2 separate regions of the Homo sapiens genome follow, and region 1 is linked to region 2. Evidence: chromatin loops called from intact Hi-C (ENCODE). Cell type or tissue: gastrocnemius medialis. All regions are shown on one strand.

Region 1 (8,000 bases), 420 kb before region 2:
GGTTGCCGGGGATAGGTGAAAGCCATGGGAGGTTGAAGGCAATACCTCAGGGGCAATTTCTCTCTGAATTAGAGGAAACATTCAAATGGCTGCCTTGAGCCCATCTCTATCATTGACCATGAAATCCCCCAACTTACTGCCGAAATGTACAGGGTCTACATTTGCAACCCCACCTGCCAGTACTGCAGGCTCACGAGAAGGTATATTCCCCTCCCTAGCTCTTTGAAGCTAATTCTCCCACCTTTGCTCATAATTCCCTATCCCTCCATATTCAAGAACTGGACTTTAATCCCAGGAAGAGCACAAAGCAGAGAAGATGCCCCGCTCTGATCTGCAGAGAAGTGGCTGCTCACTTGGTTTGTTGCTGCTGGCTCTGAAAAGCAGAAACATCTGTGCCGTCCACTGCTCGATGAACATTCATGCCCTCAACTGCCTGTCTGTGGCCTGCAAAATCGCAGGCATGCAGAGATCTGTGTGATGAGGGGGAGAGGGACCAAATCTGCATCCCAGGGAGCCCCCCCATGGAGGGAAAAGAGGCTTGAAAAACAAGTAAAAAAGAATGCTCAAGAAGATACCATTTAAGTCTGAGAAAAAGACTTGGAGCTAAAAGAAAACCTTCTTCTTTTTTTTTTTAAATTTTAAAAAACTCAGAAAATGGACTGAAAAGAGGAGGATCACTGTTGGGCAGTGAATTTGAGGTTTAGAGGATCAAGTAGAGGAAGGAGTTCACGACATAAAAACACAAAGAGGTGGAACCCAGGAGGGAATGGTAAGAGACTTAAAGGACAAAACGAGAGGCATGACATACAAATAGCAAACGTTCCAGAAGGAAAGAGAGAAAGAAAGAGAGAACAGATGGAAGAGAAGTGCTATTTAAAAAATAACAGACGAAAATTTCCCTGACCTGCCAGAAGACTTTAGATTGCATATTGAAAGGCCCAAGTCCCAGACAGGGTTATTTTTTAAATGACACACACCTAGACATAACTTGGTGAAATCTCAGAATTCTAAGGAGAAAGAAAATTGTTTACCTGGGTGAGGGAGAGCGAAGGGTCGGGAGGGAAGTACAGCTTGTTCTGATTGCATCTTTGTGTTGTTCTGATGAGTACTGTGAAAATGAGTGCTCATTATTTTAAAATTTTTTAAGAAGAAATGTCATCAAAATGCCTTTCCATGATTTTCTTCTGCCAATAGCCCTCTTAGCCCAGCATCTACAGAAACTCACCACCGCGGGCCCAGTGCCTTCCCATCCTGGTCCTCTGGCTCTGCTTCCTACACCTGGGCCCGACACCTTCAGACTGAGCACCTTCAGGACAGCCAGCGCTTCCTGGGCCTCGACTTGGAGCCTGGAGCTGCGCTTGGTGTTGAAATGCAAACATGAACAAGGCTTGATTCCTGCCTTCAAGGAGCGTAGGGTCCTCAACCAGGTCACGTCTCTGGGCTTTGCTCTTTTTGCTCTTTGCTGATTCTCAGAGGCATTGATGGAACCAGAAAAATTCATGCACTTTTCCCCCATCAGCCTATCTGCCCCCTCCTCAGCTGTGAGGAAGGTGGCCTGACATTTTAAACTGTGGCTTCCATGGTGACTCCCGCATGCCACTTCCTGTGACCCAGCTGAGGTTCTTCTGCAACATGGTGGGGTCACTTGGCCTCCCCCGACCCAACCCACGTCCCTTCCCCTCTCCGTGTGCCCACCCTCCTCACATCTGTGCCCCACACCCTCGCCAGCCACACTGTAAGTGGGGATTTCTTTATTCCGAGGAACGTGTTCTATATTTGTATGCTGACTCACCTCTGGGGCTTGCTTTCCAAAGACAAGGGAAAACAGGCCCCTAAGGCAAGCTACCTTGAAGCAGGGTTGCCCAGGTGGGACAAGGGAGTGCTTGAGGTTAAGAACCAAAGAAAGAGGAGTGAAAAGAGGGAACTCCCTGGATGGGAGGGTTTCCTCCCTTCTTCTCTGGTGTCTTTCTAGAAAGGGAAGAGAGTTGGAGGTAGAGAAAGCTGTAAGAGAAGCCAGCAGGAGACGTGGCAGGCAGGAGAAGGGAGGCAACCCCATGGAAAGAGCTGCTGCCCCAGACACTGACCTGCAGTGCCAGGACCTGCCAGGGAACAGCCCGGGAGGGTTGCAAGTGATGCTCAGTAGACACTGAAATGCCACCACATGGGACAAGGTAGAGTTTCCCATCACCATATGTGGCTGAGAGCCAATGAATCTATGTGTCTGCAGGTGCTTGGCTGGACATGATGGTATCCTTCCTGGGTGCTCAGTGACTGAGTGACATCGGATACACCTATCGGATACACCTTTAGCACAGGGTAACAAACACACTCCCTGCTTGCTTGCCATCTGCCCCCAGGCCCCCTCACCACTTCAAAGCCCACCTCCGCGATTGCCCCTCCACCTCTCTGGTCAGAAACTGGCCGGGGCCTGTGGCTTGGGACTCTTCCTAACTCCAAAGCTTCTTCCCAATTCCAGAGGCTGAAAAACAAGACCATAGGCCACCTCTCCTTCCTGACCCCTGAGATACACAGCTAAGCTGGAGCAAAGGCCCCAGAGTCCCAAATGAGGAAATGTCAAGGAACCCCAGGGCAGCTCGAGGCCACGTTGCCAGCACTGGCCAAGGTCTCAGGCAGAGGATGTAAAGACGCAGGCTTTCCACGGAGAGTATCTTCAAGGATTTGCACTCCTGCCCAACTAACAAAAGCCCCAAAGTGCCAGCCCAGGGAGGGGAGGGGCAGCTTTCTGTTTAGTCTGGCAGTGACCAAACGGGCCTGCAAGAATCAGGAAGCTGCCTGGTATGGATTTCAAGGCCCCTGAGTCCTCATGTTTATCTTTAGGCTCATTTCCAGGAGCTCAGCAATGTGTCCATTTCAAAATAATAATTACAATCGCCTGTCTTCTGTATGACGCAGACTTCGGAATCCATGTCAAAGTACAGTAGAACAAAACACCCTAGCGAAAGCAATTTCACCTGATGACTCTAGCGCACAAAGGGTGGAATTTATCATCATTATCAGAAAGCATGTAAGTCCCAAACACCTCAGTTAGAACAGGATGTGAACACGTTACAGTTGAAGGAGATAATTATGGAAATGCCAGAGCAGAATATTTTACAAAATTGGATGTTTCAGCTGGATCTGGTCATCAGACAATGGAAGGACCAGCATTCAGATATTTGATTACCTCCTGATGCTGAGGACTAGTTGAATATATTTGGTTCCGGAAATGTCCCAATGAAGCAAGAGAAAAATGGGAGAAAAGGCTGTGGCTGAGGCCAAGCCGTTCTCACAGCTGCAGAAATGAAAGACAAGTCCCAGAGCACCCTCCACCCCACCCCCCAGGCCCCACGTGGCTTTGAGAGACTGCATGAAGCAGAATTTAACAACAGCCTGTGCCAGGCTTGGTGGCTCACGCCTGTAATCTCAGGACTTTGGGAGGCCGAGGTGGGTGGATCACTTGAGGTCAGGAGTTCAAGACCAGCCTGGCCAACATGGTGAAACCCTATCTGTACTAAAAATACAAAAATTAGCTGGGCATGGTGGTATGTTCCTGTAGTCCTAGCTACTTGGGAGGCTGAGGCAGGAGAATCGCTTGAACCCAGAAGGCGGAGGTTGCAGTGAACCAAGATGGCACCATTGCACTCTAGCCTGGGCAACAAAGCGAGACTCTGTCTCAAAAAAAAAATGAAAACAAACAAACAAACAAAAACACAACAGCCTGGCCAGTGAGCATAAGGCATTTGCAAAACCCCCAGGAAGACCCCTTTTGTTGGCCCATCCTACCCCTAAGGCACACCATCTCTGTCTCACTAACAATGAAAAACACCAAAGCAACCTTTCTGACCACTGGCACTGGGCACCCAGGCCCCGGGGCACCCGGTCACTTAGCTATCTGCTTTCCTGTGTCCTTATGAACAAACACCAACCTCCCAGCTTCACACTGACATTTCTGGCAGAATCAGCCTTATTATTCCACCTGAACCAACAAGAAACAAAGCCAGTCAAGACATTTGCCTATTGGCATTGCAAAGTTTTGAATGCCATCAGTCATGTGGAAAATGTTGAGCCGAGCCTGGCAGAGTCACCCAAGGCCTTCATGCAAACAACAAAAGGCTGCTGGGCACTTTGGAGCCCACGTGGAGGAGGAACCACTCATCACAAAGCCAGGCACCGGCCTCCCCTGATGGCCCTAATGAGGACCAGGTGACCATGATGAATGCGACCATGCTGTGTTTGTCAAGTCTGAGATTACTGCAAAGCCTGGAATGAATGAGTCTACAAACAAGCACATCTATCTGCCCAGAAGCTGGAAAGAATAGGATGTGGAGAAGGCGGGGGCTGGGGTGGGAGGTGTCATCAATTACTTGTGGTTCTCGGAGAGCCAAGGAATATGCTTGGAAGGACAACTTCTGAGTGCCTGGAGAAGTCTTTGGTCAGCACCCCCGGTCTTCTGGATAATATCAGAGTCTTTCAGATCATCCAAGCCAGGCCAGATGGAGGCAATATTGTGCAGTGGGCAAACTTGTCTCTGCCTTTCTCTGTCCTTCTCCTAACTCTTGCCCATCTTCCTTCTGGTCTGTCTCACACACACACAACCCCACACACAAACGCACATACACACATGCACCAACAAGAACAGTTTAGGGTCTTCCCTTCTCTCCTGCCAAACCCTGTTCCTAGGAAATGATCTGATCACAGGTCAAATGTTAATATATTTCTATTATAATGGGAGTAAATGCCATCAGATAAAGGGTTGGAATTTTCACTGTGAAAACTAAAGAATGAGCTAGGAGCAGGAGGCAAGAATCACGCTGTGTCCAACAATGCTTTGGAGGAGGGTGCTGGGAGAGTCGCTCAGCTCTACCCCTAACTTGTTGGGGGTGCCTTGGGCATTGGGCTCCTTGTCTTGGCCTCAGTTTCCTCACTGGCATAAGGAGGGGCATGACTTAGGTGACTGCAGTGTTCCTCCGTTGGTACATAAAGAGTGAAATTTATCTAAGAATTCTCAGAATGCATTTTGGTCTCAAACACCTCAGTAAGAATAGGATGTGGACCAGGTGCAGTGGCTCATACCTGTAATCCTACCACTTTGGGAGGCTGAGGAGGGAGGATTGCTTGAGGCCAGGAGTTCGAGACCAGCCCAGACAATATAGCAAGACCCCACCTCTACAAAAAATTTAAAAATTAGCTGGGCATTGTGGTGTGTGCCTGTAGTCTCAGCTACTTGGGAGGCTGAGGCTGGAGGATCGCATGAACCTAGGAGTTTGAGGCTACGGTGAGCTATGTATGATTGTACCACTGCACTCCAGCCTGGGTGACAGAGCAAGACCCTGTCTCAGGAAAAAAAAAAAAAAAAAAAAGGATGTGAAGACGTTATAGCTGAAAGAGACAATTAGGGAAATGACTAGACCATAATCTTTGCAAAATTGGGTGTTCAGAGAATGCACCTTCCTGTTTCTTGACCAGTCCATGGGCAGCAGGGCAGCAGAAGCTTCCTATGAGCTCCTGAGAAGTAACTGGGCACGTTCTTGGAGATGTGGAGATTCCATAGCTAGCCTGCTTCTCAGGCCCCAAGCGATATTGCTTTCCAGAGAGGCCAGCCTTGGAGATAGGATGGGCCCTAGGGGACAGGCCATTGTTTAAAAACAGTTGCATTCATGGTGCCCTTGGGAGCATTTTGGGGTCATATAGGCGGTTTGGTAGTATAGATGCTGGGGGTTCTCCATGTCCCTAGGGAAGCCACGGGAAAAATAGACTTCCCTGCCCAAATTCCTCAAGCATCCATTCGAGTCCTAACCCCTCCACGAGACATGCCCAGTCTCCTTAGCTCAGGTGCTCCCTGCTTTCTTCTTCTAGAGCTTTTTGCTGTGCCTGGCTCAGGTTTACCTCAGTGTACTCCCCTGCGGGGGCAACATTCACACTGCAGTTTAGATAACTAACCTGGATGAAGGATGCCCCCTGCCACAGTGGGAGCCAGTGGCCCTGCCTTCTTTAAGTTGTCCCCAAGCAATAGTGCACGTATCACAGGGCTCGACACTGCAGACAGTTTCGTTTTGCTCATGGTCTTACTCCTGTCCCCAGCAGCGCCTCAGTCCTGTCACAGCAGGAGGCTCAGCTCCCTCGCCTGCAGCTTCTCTCTTTGAGCCTCGCACACCCTGTTGACTTGACCAGACTAGAAGTCTGGGCCACAAATGACCATTCCTTGTTATTCATAAGCTTTGTGGGTTTTTTTTTTTTTTTTTTTTTCATATGAGAGGCATTTGGGTGTCTGGGAAAGAGTTTTTAAAACAACTTTTTATAGCTAATGAAGAATTTTTAAATATCACTTAGAACAAAAGGCCTCTTTGAAGCCCAGTCCCCAGAACATTGTCACAATGGACTCCCTGTTTACTGGCTACAAATTGTTTACTTTGCTACAAATTGAATGCAGAGAGAGGGCTTTGGGGGCGTAGGGCTGCATAGATCTCAGCCTCGAAAAGAATTCAAGGAACCTCAGGCCCATTCCACATGCTCCACCTCAACTATGCGCTAAGGAATGGTGTTGTGTTTGGCATGGTTCCCCATCAGCTCCGATCTGGCCCTGGTGCACAGTGGGCGCGAACGGGTCTCTCATTATAACTCTGGAGTTTAGGTTCTAGGCTGAAGGAAATTAACTGAACCATTCAATACTTTTGACCTATAGGGAAGACTGATTAGTTAGTATGGGATGGAAGGAAGGGGTGCAGGAAGGAGAGAGACATGCTCTGTCCTCCTGGCCTCATGTGGGTGCTCTTACCTTTAAACCTCCCCTGCCCCAGGCCTGGCTTCTGAGAGGGGATCTAATGAGACTTAATGACCGCCTTAGTCCCATTTTTCTCCTTAGTTCATCCTACTTGCTGTCTGAAAGGGACTGAATTGTATCCCTGAACCCCACCCCTCCCAATTTATATGTTGAAGCTCTAACCCCAAGTAACTCAGCATGTGACTATATTTAGAGAAAAGGCCTTTAAAGATGTGATTAAGTTAAAATGAGGTCTTTAGGGTAGGCCCTAATCCAATCTGACTGGTGTCCTTATAAGAGGAAAATTGGACACACAGAGACACACCTGGGATACACACAGACGGCCACCTACCAGCCAAGGTGAGAGGCCTCAGGGGAAACCAGTCCTCCTTTCAACAGGTGACCCTGGACTTCTAGCCTCCAAGACTATTAGGCAATCAGTGCCTGATCAGTGCCTGTTGTTGAAGCCACTCGGTCTGTGATACTTTGTTATGGCAGCCGGAGCAGACCAAGACACTGCGTAAGATCAGAGATTCTGACTCTCTCCGAGCTTTAGTTTCCTGGTCTATAAAATAGGAATATCATCTGTAATTCACAGGCTCTTGTAACGGTTAAGTGTGACAGGGCACATGGCACAGGATCTGTGCACAGAGCAGGTACAGGCTAAATAATTATGATGATTAAAATTGTCGTTACTGCTATTAGAGACCAAGGATGTTCATACATTACTTACAGATCTGTACCAAATGCCATCCCTAAAGTCTCTCCATTGATTCAATGAATAAGTACCAAAGAATTTAGTGTTTTGGATAGCCCTGGAGATTCTACACTCTCTCTGGGCCACTGTGTCACACAACTCTGGAGGGCACTCTCAGAGGTGTGTTGCCCCTAAACCAATTCCCTCTTCATGACTTTACATCCTCACCAATTTTAAAGCATGATTGCTCTCAATTGGTCATTGTCAGCTTCCAATGGCCGGCCACTCCGCTCCTCATCTGCAAGGCCCTCGTCTCCTTGGCAAAACTTCTTGAACCACCACTGCTCTGTACATTCCTTGGCAGTTCCTGGGCCAAAAGCATTGCTGATGTTTCCAGTTTTCTCCACTGCTTTATGACCCGTTTTGAACTCAAATAAGAAAATCACTCAAATTTGCTTTTTGTCTAACATCATTTCCATAGTCTAAAATAAACATAAACAGCAAGTAACGTCATTAGCAAAAAAAAAAGTGAGAAATGCCCAT
Region 2 (8,000 bases):
ATAATGTGTTGAATACTTTTCATTAGGCTTATTTGAAAATAGTCTCTGAAAGTTTGCAGAGTAGAGTGAAACAAGGGTTTTCATGTGCTGCTACGGAAAGTATAAATTGGTTAAAATTTTGAAAAGCAGCTTGGCCTCATGCATCAGAGGCTCTTAGAGTACTCATATTCTCTCACCAAGTTGTGTAAATTCTGGAAATCTATTCGGAAATTTTCCTAAATATGAAAAAAAAAAATGACTGGGCATGGTGGTGTGCACCTGTAGTCCCAACTACTTGGGAGGCTGAGGTAGAAGGATTGCTTTAGTCCAGGAGCTCTCAGCTGTAGTGCACCATGCCGGTCAGGTGTCCACACTAAATTAAGCATCAATATGGTGACCTCCCAGGAGCAGGGGACCACAAGGTTGCCTAAGGAGAGGTGAACCAGCCAAGTCAGAAACAGAGTAGGTCCAAACTACCATTTTTAGGCCGGGCATGGTAGCTCATGCCTGTAATCCCAGCACTTTGGGAGGCCAAGGTGGGCAGATCACCTGAGGTCAGGAGTTCAAGACCAGCCTGGCCAATATGGCGAAACCCCATCTCTACTAAAAATACAAAAACTAGCTGGGTGTGGTGGCATGCACCTGTAATCCCAGCTACTCTAGAGGCTGAGATAGGAGAATAGCTTGAAACCAGGAGGCAGAGGTTGCAGTGAGTCAAGATTGGGCCACTGCACTCCAGCCTCAAAGACAGAGCGAGACTCCATCCCAAAAAATAAATAAATAAATAAATATAAAAATAAAATAAAACTCCCATGCTGATCATTAGTGGGAATCATGCCTGTGAATAGCCACTGTACTCCAGGGCAAAAGAGCCAACACCATTTCTTTTTTTTTTAAAAAAAAAAAAAGAAGGCTGGGCACAGTGGCTCATGCCTGTAATCTCAGCACTTTGGGAGGCCAAGGCGGGTGGATCACCTGAGGTCAGGAGTTCAAGACCAACCTGGCCAATATGGTGAAACCCTGTCTCTACTAAAAATACAAAAAAATTATCTGGGAATGGTGTCACATGCTTGTAATCCCAGCTACTTGGGAGGCTGAGGCAGGAGAGTCGCTTGAACAACAAGAGCGAAACTCCATCTCAAAAAAAAAAAAAAAGAAAGAAGAGAAATATATGTCTAAATATGCTTAGAAGATTCAGTATTGTTTAAAATAGCAAAAAGAAAAAAGGAAATCATCTGAATTATGTTCAAAAATCATAGAATAATTAAGTTGCAGAATATTCACTTGATGGACTACCCTGCAGCCATTAAAATGATACTTAGAAACTTTTATAATTTGGAAATATGCTTATATTATAAGCATGAATGCATAACTCATATGTAATTTTGCATCCTTTTCTTTCTTGCATTAAAGAAAATGGCAAAATACCAAACTGTATAAAGATTGTTAATCTGCATGTATAATAAAAGCAAACAAAATAAAGAGCTAACATAACCGGGTGTGGTGGCGTGCACTTGTAGTCCCAGCTACTTGGGAAGCTGAGGTGGGAAGACTGCTTGAGCCCAGGAGTTGGAGACAAGTCTGAGCAACATAGTGAGACCCTCATCTCTAAAATAAAAAAAAATGTTGTATTAGCCAGGCTTGGTAGCATGTGTCTGTAGGCCCAGCTACTGGGGAGGCTAAGGTGGAAGGATTGCTTGAGCCTAGGAGGTCAAGGTTGCAGTGAGTCGTGATCACACAACTGCACTCCAGCCTGGTGACAGAGCAAGGCATTGTCTCAAAAAAAAAAAAAAAAGACTAAATTAATAAGCACCACTCTCTCAGGCAATTGTTCTAAGCACTTTACATGTATACCTTTTTGTTTCTTCTAATGACCTATAGGCAGATACTATTATAATACCCATTTTATAGATAATAAACTGAAGCACAGAGAAGTTATATAATTGGGCCAAGGAACTGATTGGGATTCAGGCCAGGGTAGTTCAGGCCACAGCCTAAACAAATATTGAGAAACAAGACACCAAAATATTTACAACAATTGCCTCCGAGTGGAAGAAAAGAGGACAATTACTTTCTTTATCTTTCTCTACGTTTTAAAAAGTTTTTAGGGGGTTGGGTGTGGTGGCTCACACCTCTAAGCTTTGGGAGGCTGAGGCAGGCGGATCGCTTGAGGTCAGGAGTTCAAGACCAGCCTGGCCAACATGGCAAAACCCCATCTCTACTAAAAAGAGAAAAATTAGCCGGGTGTGGTTGTGTACACCTGCAGTCCCAGCTACTCGGGAGGCTGAGGCAGGAGAACCGCTTGAACTCAGGAGGCAGAGGTTGTAGTGAGCTGAGATCACGCCACTGCACTCCAGCCTGGGTGACAAAGCGAGACTCTGTCTCAAAAAATAAAAATTGTAATAATGAGAAAACTGCTCTCTAAAAGGGCAAAATAGTGAATTAACGTGTTTCTATAATAAATCTGAGCAGAGAATTTTTCTTTTAAGTTGATTACAGAACCCCCACTATTACAACCAGGAATACTGACCCTTGCTCTGCCAGCCAGTCTCTTCTCTGACAGAGGAGAAAATTCGACCAAGTTCTATTTAGAGAGAATGGGTTGAAGATAGGTTGTTTTTATGGATGCAGACAAACTATATCCAAGGCTAGTACCCAGTTCTCAGTTTCAATATCAAATTTGCTCAAACCCGGGTTCTCCTATTTTAGGCCTGATGCTCAGATAGCCACTCTGCCCTAGCCAGAATCAAGAATCTAGGTACCAGAATCCCATATGCCCTCACAAACCAACAGCTCAGTTCTATACTCAGGTGAGATGGGGGAGAGGGGAGGGGAATGGAGGGCCACAGGGATTCTTTGCTTTTGCTTGGCCAAACTTTAGTGAGACTTCTGAACCTTCTCGTAGTCCTATCTATGCACCTCCTTGTAAAGTCCAGTTTTAGCAAAACTGCTAAGTCAGTTTAGCCAGAACCCCCAATCTTCGACAACCGATCATCTTTGATATCTGATCAGGGTCTTCATCCTTCACCATCCCCCAGGTGATGTCTGATCACCCTGGCCTGTCTTCTACAAGATTCCTCTAGGTCATTTTAGCCAGAATCCCTCTTACCCCAGTTTCCTCTAAGTAATTTTCTATCCACTGACCCCCGCACTGCTCCTTGGCCATAAATTCCCATTTGCCCATTCTGCTTTCGGAGTTGAGCCCAATCTCTCTGCCCACTCCCAGACCCTGTTGCACTGGTCCTATACCCATCGCTATGGTCCTGAATAAAGTCTTCCTTATCATGCTTTAATAAGCATCACTGAATAATTCTTTATTTAACAATGGGTAGTCATGGCCCAGGTAAGAGAGACGTGGTGTCCGCTCCTGGAGCTGCAAGGCTCCTGGGGGCTTTTTGTTTTGTTTTGGTTTTGTCTTTGTATGCAACGTGAGAAAAAGCCATTGATGCAGGCTTTAGCATGCTGGGAAGGAAGTGTAAAGAAGCCAGTGACGCTGGTAATAACTGTGAAATGGAACAAATGCCACCATATTTATCTAAATGTAAATTTTAAAACTGGGGACAGCAAATCCATTCTACAGTGAGCGCCGCTTGGCCAGTAACAATGACTTCATTTTCAGATGCAGTCGAAGCCCTGTGGCTCCACCCCGAGGGTCCAGCCCTTACCACTGCTAAGAACTACAACTCCCAGCCCGAGGGAGGTCTCTGCGCCTGCGGCCTGACGCCCTACGCCTACACTTCCCAGAGAACCTAGCGGTTACGCCAACGCGCGCGTGCGCCCTTGCGCGTTTCTCTCTTCCCACTCGGGTTTGACCTACAGCCGCCCGGGAGAAGATGGCTGCCCCAGCAGTGTCCGGGCTCTCCCGGCAGGTGAGAGAAAGGTGGTCCTGAGAGCCAGTGGGAGGATCCCTCCTGGGATGACCGGTACCAAACCTCGAGCACCAGGGTGCGATGCTTCGGCTGGGGAAGTCTGGCAGTCTTCAAGGTTATGGGACCTGGCGAGTGGGAGCGACTCAGGACGACCCAGCGTTTGTCCCCCGGGATGCCTACGGGGCAGTAGGCGCGGGGCTGCGCGTGCCGTAACCTTGGCGTCTTCCGAGCACAGCCCCTGGAAGCTGCTAGCCTGAGGGGCGCAGGAGAGGGGGTCTGCCCTTCGCTGAATTCCGGGGAAGGGGCATGGACTAGCCCCCAAATCAGCTTCCTTTGCCATTGTGGTAAAACCTGTCAGAGATCACTTACTAGTAATGCTAAGGAATATTTGTAAAACACATTTCACAGTTTTATAAATAAAATGAGGCCGAAAAGTTTAAATGAGTCTTTGGCTGCTCAGTCAGTAAGTGGTAGAATTGAGATTTGAACCCACGGAATCACCCAGAAGATCGAGTTTGAAAAAATGTTATGCTGTTTGTGCTGCATCTCACCATGGTGCTTTACATATCATGACCCCTTCCTGGCATCTTAGGTAATTTTTTCATAAGCATTAAAAAGTCTTAATCCTCACAAGCAGTTTTGATAAAACACGTTCCATAGCTGGAGTATTTGAAGGTGACCTGTGATCTGTGACCTGTGCGCTTGCAGGTGATTTTTAAACTGTGTATTCCAGCTCTGTCTTTTGATGGGCAGGATAGTGTCTCTCAGAACTAAGGCTTCTTGTCAGATCAAACTCTGCGGCAGTACTCAAAAAATTCATCTTTATTTTCAGATAGCATTTGCATTCCGAGGAGGGTACGTCTGTTGCAAATGATCTGCTCAAGGGTCTGTTAATAGAAACGCCAAAATTTTGGTTAAATATTTTTGAAACATGCACTCCTTGGAAGTTAGTGTTTTTCTGTCTTACGGGTATGCTAGCCTCGGTCCATTCCTAGCAAACTAGGAGGTTCGTGGGAAGGTGATTTCCCAAGCAACTTGGCATAATCCTCATTGGGTAAGTTTACCCCTTAGTAATAGTAAGTAGCTCACCCTCATGTAATATGTGAATATACAAAGAGACAAAAGTAATGATTTTAAGGTTATTTAAAATTTTTTGTTGTTATTGAGTTAAATGCAGAAATCCTTCAAGTAATTTTGTTTGATCTATTTTCCTTTATTGCTTTGAAGGTGCGATGCTTCAGTACCTCTGTGGTCAGACCATTTGCCAAGCTTGTGAGGGTATGTTAATTTATATTCTTCTGTAATGATAAAGTACGCGAAAGTGTGAGTCAAACAGCAGTACAGTCAGGGCGTGGATTTTTGTGTAGTTACTATCTAAACCTTTTTGCGTGACTTGTGGTTCCCAAAATGTGCTGTGTGCATAGGGTGGGGAAAGGAATGGTGTTGAGTATTTGCTTTTTGACAGGCCCATGCATAATCTTTAAATATGAAAACTTTTTAATCATTTGTTTTTCCATTAACCCTCTAAAATAGGCAAGCTAGCATTTACTTACTTTTTTTTTTTAATGAAAGAAACAGGTTTAACAAAGTGACATGCCCAAGTTATCACAGGAAGTTATTACAGGAGACGATATTAAAATCAAGGTACCGGGCTGGGCGCGGTGGCTCACGCCTGTAGTCCCAGCACTTTGGGAGGCCGAGGTGGGCAGATCACGAGGTCAGGAGTTTGAGACCAGCCTGGCCGACATGATGAAACCCCATCTCTACTAAGCATACAAAGATTAGCCAGGCATAGTGGCGCATGCCTATAATCCCAGCCACTCGGGAGGCTGAGGTAGGAGAATTGCTTGAGCCCGGGAGGCGGAGGTTGTAGTGAGCAGAGATCATGCCACTGCACTCCAGCCTGGGCAATAGACCAAGACTCTGTCTCGAAAAAAAAAAAATATCAAGGTACCTGGGTTTCTAATGCAGTTCTCCATGTTCCATTCTGGTGAGAAATATTCATACTCTTCACACCCTTTCTTTCCAGTAGGCACCAAGGAGGCTCACTATTTCAGGGAGTTGCCAGTCCCTTTCTTTTCAAACCAGAAGTAATCCAGTTGACCCCGGATAAAGAGGACTATTAGTGACACATAATAAATGAAGTTCCCCAGAAGGCCCCCTGAAATGATACATGGCTAACAGCTGGAAACAACCCTGTTGGAACATGAAGTCTGATTCCATTTCTATGGGTTATTTTGAAATTCTTTATTTGATTAAAGAAAGTTCCTGTGTGATAGAGAATTGGTTCAACTGTCAAGGAGCAGGAACTTTTCTAAGATGTGCTGGGCAGACTATACTACCCACGCTTTTCCCCACCAAATCAACAGTGAGCCAGTCCGCCCCTTGGAAAAATCGTGTAAAGGAAAGATGATCATACCAGGTCTGTGTCCTTAATGAGCCCACGTCAGGTGGAATTTAGGAAGATAATTATCCTGTCCCGTCCTCATTACCAGCCCTAAATCTCAAATCAAATGATCAAAATCATTTCGTCCTTCATGTGAGACCTTAAAACTTCATAACAGTGTTAAGGAGTAACTGGTCTTCCCATTTTACAAAAGGGGAAACTGAGGCCCTGGGAAAATTTACCTGAGGTTACTCAGCTTAGTCCTAGAGCTGGACTGGAACTAAATCTTTCTCATCCAAGCCTGAGCTTTCCCACTACAACCATACAGCACCACTAAGAACATGTAGTCATACATTGATGGTAGAAAAAAAGTCTATAGTTTATTGTGAAAAATAATTCAAGCATCAGGTTTTTTTGTAAACTGCCAAAGGGCTCTGTTACACTGAACATCGATAGGGAGGCTATGTAAGGGAAAATGTGTAGTGTTAGTATGAAATGTATAAAAGTATACTTGTGTGTTTCATAAACACCTGTTTTCCTAGCTCTAACATACTCGAAACTGTCTATCAGTGTTCACAACCTCCCATACTTGAAACTAAATAGTTACTGAGTTCAAAGGAAACATAAGCTTATCTCAAAATTAAAGTACAAGTAATTGATAAAGGTATGTAAACCTGGAAGGGACTTTAGACAATGCCTACTAAGCCCCTCATTTTACAGATGAGGAATTGGAGGCTCAAAGATTGAGTGACCTGACCAAGGAAACATCGCTAATTTATTTGCAAATTGCCATTTAGGACAGCTCTTGAATGACATATTTAAACTGTTTTGTGTTAAAGAGATACATTTTTTAAAATATAAATTTTAAATTCTGCTCTTGAGAGTATACTATTAACTGATTTTCCTTTTTCTTTCCTCTCCTATTTCACCTTTTTTTTAAAGCCTCCTGTTCAGGTATACGGTATTGAAGGTCGCTATGCCACAGCTCTTTATTCTGCTGCATCAAAACAGAATAAGCTGGAGCAAGTAGAAAAGGAGTTGTTGAGAGTAGCAGTAAGTAGCTTTCCTATTCATTACATATGAAGTTCCTGTTTGTATATTTTTTCCTTTGGTTGTTTGTGCATTCCTAATGAGGTGTATCCTACAAGAAAAAACTGGGAAAAAGCCATTGTCTGTAAACACATTTTTAGTAATAATATTGGGTTTTTATTATAAGACATATAAAAAGAACAAACAGATACATATAAGGATATTAATATTAGGAACCAAGATTAGGGGCTAAGAAAAGGTAGAAATATAAGATTAAAATGGATGGTAATTTAGGAAAATTGCTATTTCAGAAGAGAATTTAAAAGCTACCTTTAAAAATCTATGCTTATAACTGGGCACAGTGCTCACGCCTGTAATCCCAGTACTTTGGGAGGCTGAGGCAGGCAGATCAGGAGGTCATGAGTTCAAGACCAGCCTAGCTGACATAGTGAAACCCCATCTCTACTAAAAAATACAAAAAATTAGCGGGACGTGGTAGTGAACACCTGTAATCCCAGCTACTCCGGAGGCTGAGGCAGAATTGCTTGAACCTGGGAAGCCGAGGTTGCAGTGAGCCGAGATCGCGCCATTGCACTCCAGCCCCGGACGGTACGAGACTCCGTCTCAAAAAAAAAAAAAAAAAAAAAAAACCTATGCTTATGGGCTAGGTGTTTAGAATATATTGTGATTTGGTTTTACTGAGAATTTGTTTTCATGAAACCTTTTCCTCAGGTTTT

What was found. Peaks named below come from ENCODE experiments on the same cell type or tissue, not always from the same donor. Only the 100,000 strongest peaks of a DNase experiment are listed, where the experiment ranks them.
Region 1: it touches region 2 in a loop (2.5-fold over the local background); 62 of 110 quality-filtered maps call a loop at or near these places.

Annotation. Positions count from the first base shown.
Region 1 is chr21:34,331,749-34,339,748 of GRCh38, reverse strand. No RefSeq gene overlaps it. Among named protein-coding and RNA genes, the nearest start is that of KCNE2, 28 kb to the left of the region's middle. RefSeq lists an enhancer at 1,261-5,172. In gastrocnemius medialis, no CTCF peak of the experiment used is centred here; no DNase peak of the experiment used is centred here; H3K27ac peaks cover 301 bases.
Region 2 is chr21:33,911,576-33,919,575 of GRCh38, reverse strand. It overlaps ATP5PO (ATP synthase peripheral stalk subunit OSCP), which reads left to right and starts at 3,772. Exons shown (of 7, transcript NM_001697.3): 1 at 3,772-3,848; 2 at 5,076-5,126; 3 at 7,177-7,287. The coding sequence starts at 3,813. It also overlaps the pseudogene RN7SL740P. RefSeq lists enhancers at 3,591-4,200, 4,715-5,914. In gastrocnemius medialis, a CTCF peak has its summit at 3,830; a DNase peak (open chromatin) is centred at 3,705; H3K4me3 peaks cover 2,149 bases; H3K27ac peaks cover 3,108 bases.